2 separate regions of the Homo sapiens genome follow, and region 1 is linked to region 2. The links are chromatin loops, found by intact Hi-C in ENCODE. Cell type or tissue: endothelial cell of umbilical vein. All regions are shown on one strand. Each heading gives the region's core, and the rest is flanking DNA. Links, peaks and the distances in the headings are about the cores only.

The links. A loop is a pair of places that touch in the nucleus more often than their neighbours do. Peaks named below come from ENCODE experiments on the same cell type or tissue, not always from the same donor. Only the 100,000 strongest peaks of a DNase experiment are listed, where the experiment ranks them.
Region 1: it touches region 2 in a loop (2.4-fold over the local background); 5 of 110 quality-filtered maps call a loop at or near these places.

Annotation. Positions count from the first base shown.
Region 1 is chrX:39,857,916-39,864,284 of GRCh38, reverse strand. No RefSeq gene overlaps it. Among named protein-coding and RNA genes, the nearest start is that of MIR1587, 24 kb to the right of the region's middle. RefSeq lists an enhancer at 5,856-6,356. In endothelial cell of umbilical vein, for the core only: no CTCF peak of the experiment used is centred there; a DNase peak (open chromatin) is centred at 3,784; H3K27ac peaks cover 1,036 bases.
Region 2 is chrX:39,905,750-39,912,118 of GRCh38, reverse strand. No RefSeq gene overlaps it. Among named protein-coding and RNA genes, the nearest start is that of MIR1587, 71 kb to the right of the region's middle. RefSeq lists enhancers at 3,670-3,964, 3,338-4,034, 3,443-4,642, 5,470-6,259. In endothelial cell of umbilical vein, for the core only: no CTCF peak of the experiment used is centred there; a DNase peak (open chromatin) is centred at 3,758; H3K27ac peaks cover 1,543 bases.

The DNA of each region.
Region 1 (6,369 bases), core at 2,263-4,762, 48 kb after region 2:
ATTTGGTTTCTTTTGCTCAATATCATCTGGGATATTCATCCATGTTGTTATATGTAGCAGTAATTTGTTCTTTTTCAATGCTGTATAGTGTGTTATTGTATGAGTATACCATGATTAGTTTATCTGCTCTCCCGTTGACAGGCATTTAGGTTGTTTCCAGTTTCAGGCTGTTGTGAATAAAGCTGCTACGTGCATTTGCATGCAGGGCTTTTGGTGCGCACAAGCACTTGTTTCTCTCGGCTGTATATCTTGAAATACAATTGCTGGGTCATAGGATATTCAATAAAGCCATGCCTGATTTCTCAAAGCGCAAGCAAAAAGAGGGCAATGGTCTGAAAGATAAATGATGATATTTCGGTCATTATGTGGGAGGGGAGATGCTTTAACTCGTGTGTGTGGTAGGTGGTTACAAATATGGCCCCCAAATGAGTTATACGTCCTGATATCCACATCCATGGGTAGTCCCTTCTCATGTTGAGTTTAGCCTCATGACTTTCTTTGGCCAATGGAACATCAGCAATGGCATGTAAAAGAAGAACATCACAAAAGCGCGATGCAGCATGATTTGACAAGCACTTGAGTGTTGAGGCTTGCCTACTGCTATAGTCTGAACATTGGTGCCCCTCCAAAATTCATATGTTGAAACTGAATCCCCAGTGTGATGGTATTAAGAGGTGGGGTATTTGGGAGGTGATTAGGTCACAAAGGTTCCACTCCCATAAATGGGATGAGTGCTTTTATAAAAGAGGCTTGAGGGAGCCTGTTTGTCCCTTCTGCCACGTGAGGACTCAGGGTAAAGGCACTATCTCTGAAGCAGAGAACCCTCACCAGACATGGAATCTGCTGATGCCTTGATCTTGGACTTCCCAGCCTCTAGAACTGTGACCACTAAATTTCTGTTGTTTGTAAATTACCCAGTCTAAGGGATTTTGTTATAGAAACCAGAACAGACTAAGTCAGTACTACCGTTACCAACCAACGTGTCCTTTCAGGCATCACTTCCACTCTTTGAGCCCTCTTCCTTTGTTGCAACCCATACATGGGGGCAATTATAGTGGTCCTGACTTCACAGAGCAGTTGTGAGACTGCTGAATAATGCTGGTGAAAGCTGTTTGAGCCGGGTAAAGCATTGTGCAAGTGCAAGGCAATGTGGTGCTGTTATCTACAGGAACTGCCATCGACAGGAATTGTTTTACTTTGGGGTAACGGGTTTTGAGTTTTTCCAGGTTGCTTTGCTTTCTGGTCTCTCTCCTTAGCAGTCCACATAAATTTGGAGTGTTCAGGAGTGACAGTGGTCTCTGGAAGCTTTTTCTCACCATCTCCATCTACAGGGGCTATTGTCTTTACACGAGGCTAGTGGCTTGTTTCAGGAAGAACAGTTTGAGAGTTGGTCGCCTTCCCACATGAAACTGAATCATATTTGTATGTACCACCAAAGCTGCTTTTACATTCAATTTCCTCATGTGTGGAACCAGCGGTGGGTTCTTAATTGACTGCCTGAGGGCAGGCTTTAGGAGGCTTTGTGATTATGTGTAAAGTTCTGTGGAAGTGAGTGCACGCATGTGGACATACCCTATGTGTCCACACATGTGTCTGTCTTGTTCTGTGAAGAGAGGCCTTAGGGTCCATCAGATCATCACAAGTGGACTCTGGGAGATTTAAAAACCTTCAGGATTAGGTCTTCAATGTGAGACGGGGATTTTATGACACCAGCAAGAAGCTCTTGGTGTTAAGAACTATTGTTTTAAAAAGGAAAACGACCCAATGTAGCTACTACAGCTAGACTCACAGCGATGCAGAAGTGTCAGCAGGTGTGTGCAAGGCTATGTCCCTGTCAGAATGGATGTTCCTCCCTCCTGGCGGATCCAGATGTGGGGACTTCACGCCAAGCTGGAGACGTGTTTTGGTAAAAAGGTAGTTGCACTCCCATGTTATGTTAAAAAGTATAGACACTACAGAGGGAGGATTATTTTATTCCCTTTTTTCTTTCTTTCAAAGACTCAATTTCCCCTCCCTTTTTAAGGTACAAACACCAACCTCACATTAGGGGCAGAAGCGTTGAGCATTCAAAGTTAAACTGGGAATTTTGACTCAATGGACCTTGACAAACAAACAGCTCCAATGGAACTCTTCCAACAATGGCTGCTCTTTTACTTTTATTTTTATTTTTTAAAGTAATGCCAGTGATGGAAGGGGGCGTGTGAAATTAAACAAATGATTTCTCAGTAAACGCTTTGCTGAGAATTATCTGTCAGGGGCAACCCACACACAATCTATAATAAAGAGGATAGATTTAGGGACCGAGTTCCTCAGCGTACTTTGGAGTCCCTGCTCACAGTATGAGCCTGTGAATGCAGAAACAGAATAGACTTGTGCAGCGGCGTTGACTCTGGGTTGCATAACATGAGGGAGATTGGGCTGATCAAGCGCGCATAACTGATCCTGCAGGGAGATGCTGCTTGGTGATTGTTGTGGCGGAGAAAGAATTTTATCCTGAGATGAATGGTGCTTCCCTATTCAGGGACTGTTCCACCTGGGGGTGGGGGCATTTGGAAATAGGGGTGCATTTTTGGCTGTCACAATGACTAGAGGGTGCTACTGGAGTTTAGCAGGCAGGGGGCCAAGGACAATTAACATCCAACAATGGGGGAGGGACTGTCCCACACAATGGGGATTTGTCCAGGCCCAAATATGAATAGTGCTCCCATTGACAAACATGGCTCATCGCTGCAAAGAAAGTTCCAGGTGTCTTTTCTAAAGAACCAATTGGTTCATTAGAGACTAAGAATGGTTTTTCAAGGTGACCCAAGGGATTGGGGCAGGGATTACTTAGCGTAAGAGAGCTGGAGAACTTATCGAAATCCTGTGCATCCTGCAGCCCAACAAGGCTGGAGAGGAGATGCCCGGGCACCTGCTTTAGGTCTGGCAGAGGCCACCTGGAGGGAGATGTGAGGGTCAAAGGGGAGGGGAGGGTTGTGTTGCTGGGTAAGGCAGCCAGTTACCACAAATGGAGAGTGAGAAACAGGGCCCACGGGTGGCAATAGCCCCCCCAAAAGTGACACAGCTGGAAAGTCAGAGGAGCGTGAATGCCCATGACAGGGGATTTAGTATGGGGCACAATCAAGGGGTTGCCCCAGAGGAAAAGGCAGAGGAGACCTTTCTGGAGGCCAGGCGGGCCTTGACTAGACAGAAAAGGGGTCTTCTGCTGACTTTATTCTCTTCCACCCCCTGCTTCCTCATGGGAAGAACCTGGCCTCTGGCTCCGCTGGTACCCTGGGGGAGCCCAGGGCAGTGAGGAGGACTTGGCAAAGCCGCAAGCACCTTGTCATGATCCTGTCCCCTCCTGGCTGTGGGAGTTGCCTCTGGAAAGTGGGTCCTCCATGCGTAGGAGGCACCAGGGCATCCCAAAAGCTGCACCATTTAGCCATCCCACAAAAGGAGAGGCAAGAGGATGTTGCAAGCCCAGCCAACTGTTATTGTCTGCTTCCTGCTCATCCTGTGTCCCACAGCTCTGTGGCTGGGCCAGGCCAAGGGACTTTAAAAGCAGGTATTGAGGTCAGCCCTTAGCCAGCGTTTTGTCTTCTGCTAATCTGTGGTTTGCAAGGCAAAGGCGGGAGATGACAGTGGCAGGGACAGATCTGAAGCGCCTGCAGAGGGAGAGGGAGCTGACTTTCCACAGGGGCTGGGGGAGGGGACCTGGCCCAGCTGCTGACATTTTTACAAAACAAATAAGTGTGAGGCTGTGCTGGTGACCTCAGTGTGATGGAAAAAGATGGTCAGCGGCGTGTCTGCCGGAAATGGCGTGTTTCTCAGCCCACCTGTTAGGAAGCAGAAAGGCAGATGTTGAGTCATATCATTCCAGCAAACAGTTATCAAGTGCCGACTGCATGCCTGGCATGGCCCCATGCATTTGATGTGGGTTAGCATATTTAATCCTCCCAGCCATCCCAGATGGAGGGCTCCAGTATGGTTTCCAGTTCAGAGATGAGGAAACTGAGGCAGAGGTGTTGGTTTCCCCATCCAAGGCTGGACAGCTAAGAAGTGGTGGGAAAGGGGTGTGAATCCTGGCAGGCTGGCCCCAGAGTCTGTGGCGTGAGCACCAGCACCTAGGCTGGCTGCCAGGAGCCTCAAAACAGGTCCTGTGAAGGAGGATTTTTGTGTACCTTGTGTGTGTGCGTGTGCCCACGCAATTGTGTTTTGGCCTGTGTTCCAGTTATCTATTGCTGCATAATGAATCACTCCAAAACGTAGTGACAAAAAACACGACTACCATGTTATTATTATCTCTCACTCTTCTGGGGGTTGACTGCTCTTAGCTAGTTTTTTTTTCTCTCTGTCTCTGTTTTTGTCTGTCTGTATCTTTGTCTCTCTCTCTCTCTCTCTTTCTCTGTCTCATGCAGTTGCCTCCAGACTATACCTGGGGCTGAAGTCATATATTTTTTAAACTTTTATTTTTATTTTTTAATTTTTTTTTGAGAAAGAGTCTCGCTCTGTCACCCAGGTTGGAGTGCAATGGTGTGATCCCGGCTCACTGCAACCTCCACCTCCTGGGTTCAAGCGATTCACCTGCCTCAGCCTCTCTAGTAGCTGGGATTACAGGCACCCACCACCACACCCAGCCAATTTTTGTATTTTTAGTAGAGATGGAGTTTCGCCGTGCTGGCCAGGCTGGTCTTGAACTCCTGGCCTCAAGTGATCCACCTGCCTTGGCCTCCTTAAGTGCTGGGATTACAGGTGTAAGCAACTGCACCTGGCTTCTTTCTTTCTTTCTTTCTTTCTTTCTTTCTTTCTTTCTTTCTTTCTTTCTTTCTTTCTTTCTTTCTTTTTCTCTCTCTCTCTTTCCTTCCTTCCTTCCTTCTTTTTTATTTTATTTTCTTTTTTTTTTTTTGAGACAGAGTCTCCCTCTGTCGCCCAGGCTAGAGTGCAGTGGCGTGATCTTGGCTCATTGCAGCTCCCACCTCCTGGGTTCAAGCGATTCTCCTGCCTCAGCCTCTCGAGTAGCTGGGACTACAGGCACCTGCCACCATGCCCAGCTAATTTTTGTATTTTTAGTAGAGACGGGGTTTCACCATGTTGGCCAGGCTGGTCGTCTCAAACTCCTGACCTCAAGTGATCCGCCCGCCTCTGCCTCCCAAAGTGCTAGAATTACAGGCATGAACCACTGCACCCGGCCTTTTTCTTTTATTATTTTTAAATCTGCGAGGGCCTCAACTCTCTGTGAATGAAGTCCAAATTTATTCTGGAGTCACTTCCATTGACAATAAGACTCTAAATGAGTAAGGACACAGAGCCTTGCCTAATGGCCTCTGTTCTGCCCCCATCAGAGTTTCCCTGCTGGGCCAGGCATTGAACTGGGACTTGGGGCTACACAACTCCTGCTCCTGGGCAAGACAGCAACTACCAGCCATGGGAACAACATTCTCCCAAACCCCTGTCCTGCAGAAATGTTGCCTCTGGTTTCTATAAGCTTTACTGGGAGGAGGCCCTAAGCACAGGCAGGGAGACAGTGGGATTATCAGACGTTGAGAGGGTCATGGCCCTGAACTGTTCTCCCCATCCTGGTGTGAACCTGGCCTTGTCTTTCTTGGTACTTCATTGCTATGGGTTGAACTGTGCCCCACACCCCATTCATCTATGGAAGCCCTAACTCCCAGGACCTCAGAATGTGGCTATATTTAGAGTTAGGGCCTTTAAAGAGGTGATTAAGTTAAAATGAGGCCATTAGGGTGGGCTTAATCCAATACAACTGGTGTCCCTAGAAGAAAATGTGGACCCACGAGAGACACTGGCAGGGTATACGCATAGAGGAAAGACCGTGTGAAGACACAGCAATAAGGTGGCCGTGTGCAAGCCAAGGAGAGAGGCCTCAGGGGAAACCAAACCTTGATCTTGGACTTCCAGCCATCAGAACTGTGAGAACATAAATATCCGTTGTTTAAGCCACTCAGCTTGTGGTCTTCTGTTGCAGCAGCCTGAGGAGACTGATACATTCGTCCTGCATCCCTGTGACAGAATCTTCCTTTAGGTGAGGTGACCAAGGTGGGCCCAGGCCTCCAGAAGTCACTTCCTAATTACCTAGGAAGGGGAGGGAGAACCTCTCCCCATCCTGTCCTGGCAGCACAGAAGGCTGCTTTGATTTGATTAACTGATGGTCACCCACGGGACCCTGGACTTGCCAGTGAAGGGTCAGCTCAGGATAGGCAGGAGGCTGGCACAAAGTGTCAGCCTCTCTGGGAGCAGGCGAACACCAGGCAGCCCTCAGCCTGGCCCCAGAGGGGTTGTGGTCTGTGGGTGTCCCCAGGCCTTGTCTGACTCACACAGCTCCCTAAATGTCCCAGGTCTGCCCCTGGGGGTGTGCAGTTTGGCTCC
Region 2 (6,369 bases), core at 2,355-4,854:
AGCCTTGGACTATCCCTGATGCAGGGGGTGGTGATCAATGCCCTTGTGTGATGGCTCGGAAGTCTGGGAGTGAGATCAAGCCAGGATTCGGGAATAGGGAGAGATCTCTGGGGACCTGGCTATTCTAGTGAGACAAGCACCGCCCCTCCTCAGAAGCCATTCCCAAAGCCTTCATCTCTCCAGCTGCTTCTCTGTCCAGTCTACTGAATGAGTGTGGAAGGGTCTTGCAGCTCTCAAAGGCCCGTGTAAATGGAGCAACGTCTGCGTGCATCTGTTCTGCGCAGGCCCTGTGCTAAGATCTCCACACGTCTCTGCTCATTTACTTCTCCTGGCAGCCCTGGGAGGAAGGTGCTATACTGTTGCTCTCCGCATTTTATTGGAGAGGAAACTGAAGCTTAGAAAGGGCACAGGAGTTGCGCAAGGCCACATGACGACCACTGTGGGTCTGCCCGACCCAGGGCGCCGTGCTCTCCAGCACTCACCAGTGCTGCTGCAAAGACCAAAGAGATGCCATTATTCCTTTAGTCTGGCCTGGTGGTTAAAGGCACAGACTCTGGAGCCAGGCCACTAGGGACAAATCTTGGTTCCACCTGTGTGACCTTGGGAAAGTTACTCAACGTCTCTGTGCCTCAGTTTCCTAATCTGTCAAATGGGGCTAGCACTAGCACCTGCCTCAGAGCTGTGATGAGGAGGAAATGAGTGAATGCATGTCAACCACTTAGTACAGTACCTGGGGTGAGGTTGTTGCTGGATGCGTTAGCTACTGTGATGAATTTCCCCCAACTCTCATGTTACTAAGTATAGACGCCACTTAGCCTTTATATCTGATTGCATCATGGGCGGTTGCAACTATATCTATCTCCCTGATTAGACTGTGAGCTCCCGGAGGGCAGGAGCAAGAATAACTTAGAGGTGCATCATAGAGACCCCCATTTCCTCCTCGCTCTGCTCCCATCCTCCCCATCCTCCCCATTTAGTAGGAGGTGTCTCTGCCTTTGTGGATTGACAGAAGAAAGAATTAATGATCCTTTAAAGCCAGGGAAGAGGGAGTCAGGCAGAAAGGACAGTGGATGGGGGCGCTGAGGGCTGGGGGGCTGGTCTCGGACTCCCAGTGCCCCTCCCTGGGAGCTGGAGCTCCTTGCGCAGCCCGGGCCTGCCCTGGGCCCTGCGGCCTCTGCAGGTTCCCAGAACCCCGACAAGCATCTCCTTGTCTTCCCGGGACTCTTGGTTCTGGGCGCCTTGTCCTGCCCTGTTCCCTGCAGCTCTGCACACAGCGCTTGGCAAGAGTGGCCCGGGCACTGGAGAAAGGCTTGCGGAATCGTGCTGCATTCTAATGACGAAGTGTCTCCTCGCAGTGCCGCCTCCCTACTTTGGGCCTCAGCTCGTTTTACTGTCAGCTCTCCCAGCTTGTCAACAGACTTGCAGCGAGGCTGGGCCAAGAGGCTGCAAGAAAAATTCAGGGTGGTCACAAGCCGGGCCTCCCTCTAGGTGGGAAGGGGCTGGAGTCAGCGTTCGAGCCCTGCCTGGGCCTCTCAGGGCACTGTGGGTGGACAGAGCATCCCTCGCCCCTGCCGGCCCCATGTATGTCCAAGCCGGGGAGGGGAGAGGAATGCAGAGCCAAGCTGTGGCAGGGCTGGAGGGGCCCCAAATGCCCATATCCCTCGGAGGAATACAGAGGTCCAGTGCCTACCTGGTTCTGCCCCAGGGCCTGAGGCGGCTTCTCTCCCATCCATCATTGCCCTGATGTCTAATCTGTGCTGGTTTGTCCTCCTGCCCTGTCTGCCAGCCTTGGGGAACATTTGGGACCCTCAGGGCCTAGCCACATGATAGGCCCAAGTAGGACTGGCTCTGCGTCAGGGCTGGAAGTGTGTGCTGAGCTCAGCCCACAGGGAGGCCTGCTGCCTGCTGTTGACGCTGGTGGCCATCTCTCCCCATCGTCAATGTTCAGGAGATTTGGCTGGTCACCCCTGGCCTGGGTTTCTTCTCCATGCCACCGCCCCACCTCGGTAATTCCCCTGGAGACTTCTAGAGCTTCCAAGTTGAAAGGGACCTGAGAGCTCACTTTGTCTAAATCTCTGCCTCCAGCTGCCTCTCTCAAAGCCTTCTACTCTGCTGCCAGGGTTACCTTTCAGGACCAACCCTAGATCCCTCTACAATCTTCCATGCCTCACCATTGCCCTCAGGAGTAAGTTTGATCCCCTTAGCTGAGCCCCCCGAGGCCTGCGATGATGGATTCCTGCAACTTTTCCAGGCCTCATCTAGTGCCCCCGACCCTGTTATCCCATATTCCAGCCACATATAGCAGTTGGCAGCCCCCTGGTGGGTGAGACTATGGCCTTGTGTTTTTTTTCTTTCCTGTTTCCCTTTCATCTCCCTTCCCTCCCCTATTTCCTTATTAACCTGGGCCACCTCCTCTATGCAGCCTTCCCCGATTATCCCTCCACACACTCAACACATCACCTAATCCCTGGTGCTTTGTGGTGGGCTGAGTAGACCTCAATTGCAGCACCTGGGACAGGGGGTATTGCCCTGTATTCTCCTTCAGGATGCTTCTCCTCCCAGGCCAGAAGCTCTTGGAAGGCAGGGCAGGCACATCTTTCCTGATTTTCCTTCTCTAGAACCTACCAGGGTATCTTAGGTAAGAATTCTCCAGGGCAAGGTGCGGTAGCTCATGACTGTGATCCCAGCACTTTGGGAGGCCAAGGTGGGTGGATCACTTGAGGTCAGGAGTTGGAGACCAGCCTGGCCAACATGGTGAAACCCCGCTCTACTAAAAACACAAAAATTAGCTGGGCGTGGTGGCACACACCTGTAATCCCAGTTATTGGGAGGCTGAGGCAGGAGAATCGCTTGAACCCGGGAGGCGTAGGTTGCAGCAGTGAGCCAAGATCGTGCCACTGCACTCCAGCCTGGGCAACAAGAGTGAAACTCCGACTCAAAAAAAAAAAAAAGAAAGAATTCTCTAGAAGCAGAGCCTGAGGGGGAAGTCCCGTGTGAGTGCTTTATGGAGCAAGTCCTTGCAGGAGAAGCCAGCGAGAGAGCGAGGGCAGCAGCGCGGCAGGGAAGAGGTGAAGCAAGGAGGGAAGCTCAGCGGAAGCCTGGCCTCAGCCTGATCCCAGGGCGGGGGTGGGGGCCATGGAGGGTCCAGGGCAGCAGAGAGCACGGAAGAGTCAGAGAGTGAGAGGGCAAGAGAGGAAAGTAAGGCAGCAAGAGGGCAAGCAGGAGAGAGTAAGCCGAGACAGCAAGAGAGTGGCGGGGTGATGGACAGGGGGCATGAAAGAGGGCACAGAGCGGGGAACAGAGCACCAGGGAGAAGAAGAGAGTAAGTGAAAGCCAGCAAGCAAGGAGGACGGGAGGAGGAGGACAGAGAATGCAGGGAAATGAGGGGATGGGAAACATATTTCTGGAGTGTGGGCACAAGAGAGGGAAAGCATGAGAAAATAAAGGAAAAGCATGAGAGAGAGAGAGAGACAGAGAGGATGAGTGAGCGCAGTGCGAGCCTGTCCCAGGCTCTCAGGGCAGTTCAGGAGTCATGGCTGGGCTGCGGGCTTTCCCTGGGGCCCACGTGGGTGAGAGATTGAGCAACGCCTCCCTGGCGTGCTCTCTGTGTGGTGCCCCTGGCAAATTTCCCTGAGGCCCTCCTGTTCCAGGGGACTCTCGGGGCCACCGCTTGGGCCAGAGGAGAGCGGAACTGGGTAATCGACTCACCGTGGGCATTTCTGTGCAGGCTCATTCTCTAATTCCACAGCTCCTCAAGGAGGGGGCGGCCCTGTTATTATTTCCATGTCACCACAGAGGAATCTGAGGCCCGGGGAGACCTGACAGGGCTCAGAGGTGAGTCACTGAGAGAGAATTCATGTCCCTGGATTCCCTTTCCTCTAGGAGAAGAGACGTAACTCCAGATGGAGCATCCAGTGCCCCCGTGATGCCTCTGCCACAGCACATGTCCAAATGCAAACACCCAGGGCCAGGCAGGGGGCTAGAGAAGGGTCCCCTTGTCTTCCAGGCCCTTGAGAGGCCTTGCTAAGCTCCCACTGGAGGCCAAGCCCTCCTTTCCACTTGCTTAGACTTGGTCAGAGGAGGGAGGGTGGGCACAGGGCATGGCGGGTGGTGGAAAGGGACCAGCACCAGGCTCTGGGTCACCTCTGTTCCAGTCCCAGCTCTGCCACCAAACAACATGTGACCTCGAACAAGACACTTAATTTCTCAGAGCCTCCATTTCCTAATCAGTAAAACACTGACAAGGCTTGCCTTGCCCACTACCTTAAAAGCTCGTTGTCAGGGCCCATTAAGATAATACAAGTCAATATCTAGTACCATTTCACAGAGGTCTCCCGGAGGCCCTTTGTAAATTCTGTCTTAGCTTCCTATGGCTGCCTATAACAAATGACCACAATTTGGTGGCTTAAAACAGTAGGAATATATTCTCTTATGGTTCTGGAAGCTAGAAGCCTGAAGTCAGTTTCACTGGGCCATACTTTCTCATGAGAATCCAGTGAAAAATCTGTTCCTTGCCTCTTCTGGCTTCTGGTGGCTGCTGGCCTTCCTTGGCTTGTGGCTGCCTCACTAATCACTACAAACGTCAAGGCCAGCATCTTTGCATCTCACTCTGCTCCACGTTCACGTGGTCTTCTCCTCTTCCATTTGATTGATGCAGGCACCAGGCTCAGGGAAGTTACCCCACGGATCAAGGTCATCGCCAGTGAGAGAGCTGGAATTCGAACTGAGGCCTCGGAAATTTAAACCTCCGTTCTCTGTTCCAGCTCGGCCAGAGCCTGCCTCCTGGGGCCTCTGTGGCCTCTTTTGGGGAGCCCTCTGGAGCCAGCCTGTGGCTGTCCCTGGCTCATGTCCAGCCAATGAATCGAGGACTTGAGGCTCAGGCTGGACTGTGGTGTCTAAATAAAGGGTGCCCTTGAGATTAGAGCAGAGGTCAGGAGAGGACACCGGCTGCAGATGACCAGCCCAACGGGGTGGCCTCAGTGGCCCATCAGAAGGCTGGGGGTGGGCTGGCCTCACTTGCAGCGAGCTCTACCCTCCAGTGCTCTGCCAGCTGGGCAATCTAGGATCTCAGGACTGAGGTCAATGCTGACATAAAAACCAGTTGACTCAAGCAAGACCACCTACATATTTAAACAGATCTTTGAGAACGAAGGGGTTGTGTCATCACTTGGGGATGGAGAGACAGAATGGGTCTCAGACTGGGGACTAGAACTTTCTTTGCTTCAAGAAATTTGTCCTTTTAAGAGGCTGATGCCTGAGAGGGCCCTTTCTACCTTCTCCTTGTCCTGTTGAAAGAAATGGCAAAGTCTGTCCAGTTTAGTTCTGGAGAAAAGGTAAAACAAGGCTGTGTGCGTGCACATGTGCGTGTGCAGAAGTGTTGAGGGCAAAGAGATAGAGCCATTTAATTTTTTTTTAAAAAGCCAGATGAACCGGCAGAACTCGACACTGCTTACTCTATTCCACATTTTATCCGCAGAATAAGAGCCAGAACAAGAGATCCAGGAACATGGGAAATACGGCTGTGGCTGAAGTCTTATCTGGGTTAAAAACCCCAGGAGTGCTCCTCTTTAATTTTTTGGCAGAGCAGGATCAAGGAATCGATTCACTCTGGTTATGCTTCCTACCATTGTTTCTGTGGGCCGTGTTTGATCTGTGTTTCACGTGCAGATCTGCTATCCACGCTCTGAAAGAAATAATATATTCTGCATTGCACCAGGTCAGCCTCAACCATGAAAAACCTTTTTTGGATGATTTCAAAGCCACACATAAGCTCGCGCGTGAACACACACACACACACACACACACACAGACACACCAGCGTGCGCATGTTCACACACACACTGTTTGTGTAAAGGATTAAAAAAGAATGAAAGGCCCAGTTGCAGAACATGACCAGGGTTCCAGACGTGGAGTGGCCAAGGCTGTGGCCCTCACCCGCTGACCTGGGCCAGCCATGTCCCCTCTGAGTCATGTGTGTGCCCCACCCCTGCGGGCAGGGGGCATCCGGACCATTCGATGGTGTGCCTGGTGAGGTTATTATTAGTAACAATGGTTTCCAGTGAAAGAGTAATTTTCACAGTGGAGAAGGCTTCCCCTTCCTTCAGGTCAAAAGCTGAACGGAGACGAAAATGACATTAACCAGTGCAGGATCCTGAAAAGATGAAATGCTCAACACCTCCCAGCTCTAAATTGGACTGGGCGTTTACTAGCGTTTTAAGGGCCAGAGGGAAGTTGAAGCAACTGCCGGGGTAACACACACGTGAAAAATGTGAGGCCAGACAGTCCGGGCAAATAAATAACCCTGTGCTGGCAATAAGAGACGTGCCTGGAGTTTTAGCGCGGGGCTGTAAAAGTTGACAGGAGCCATTT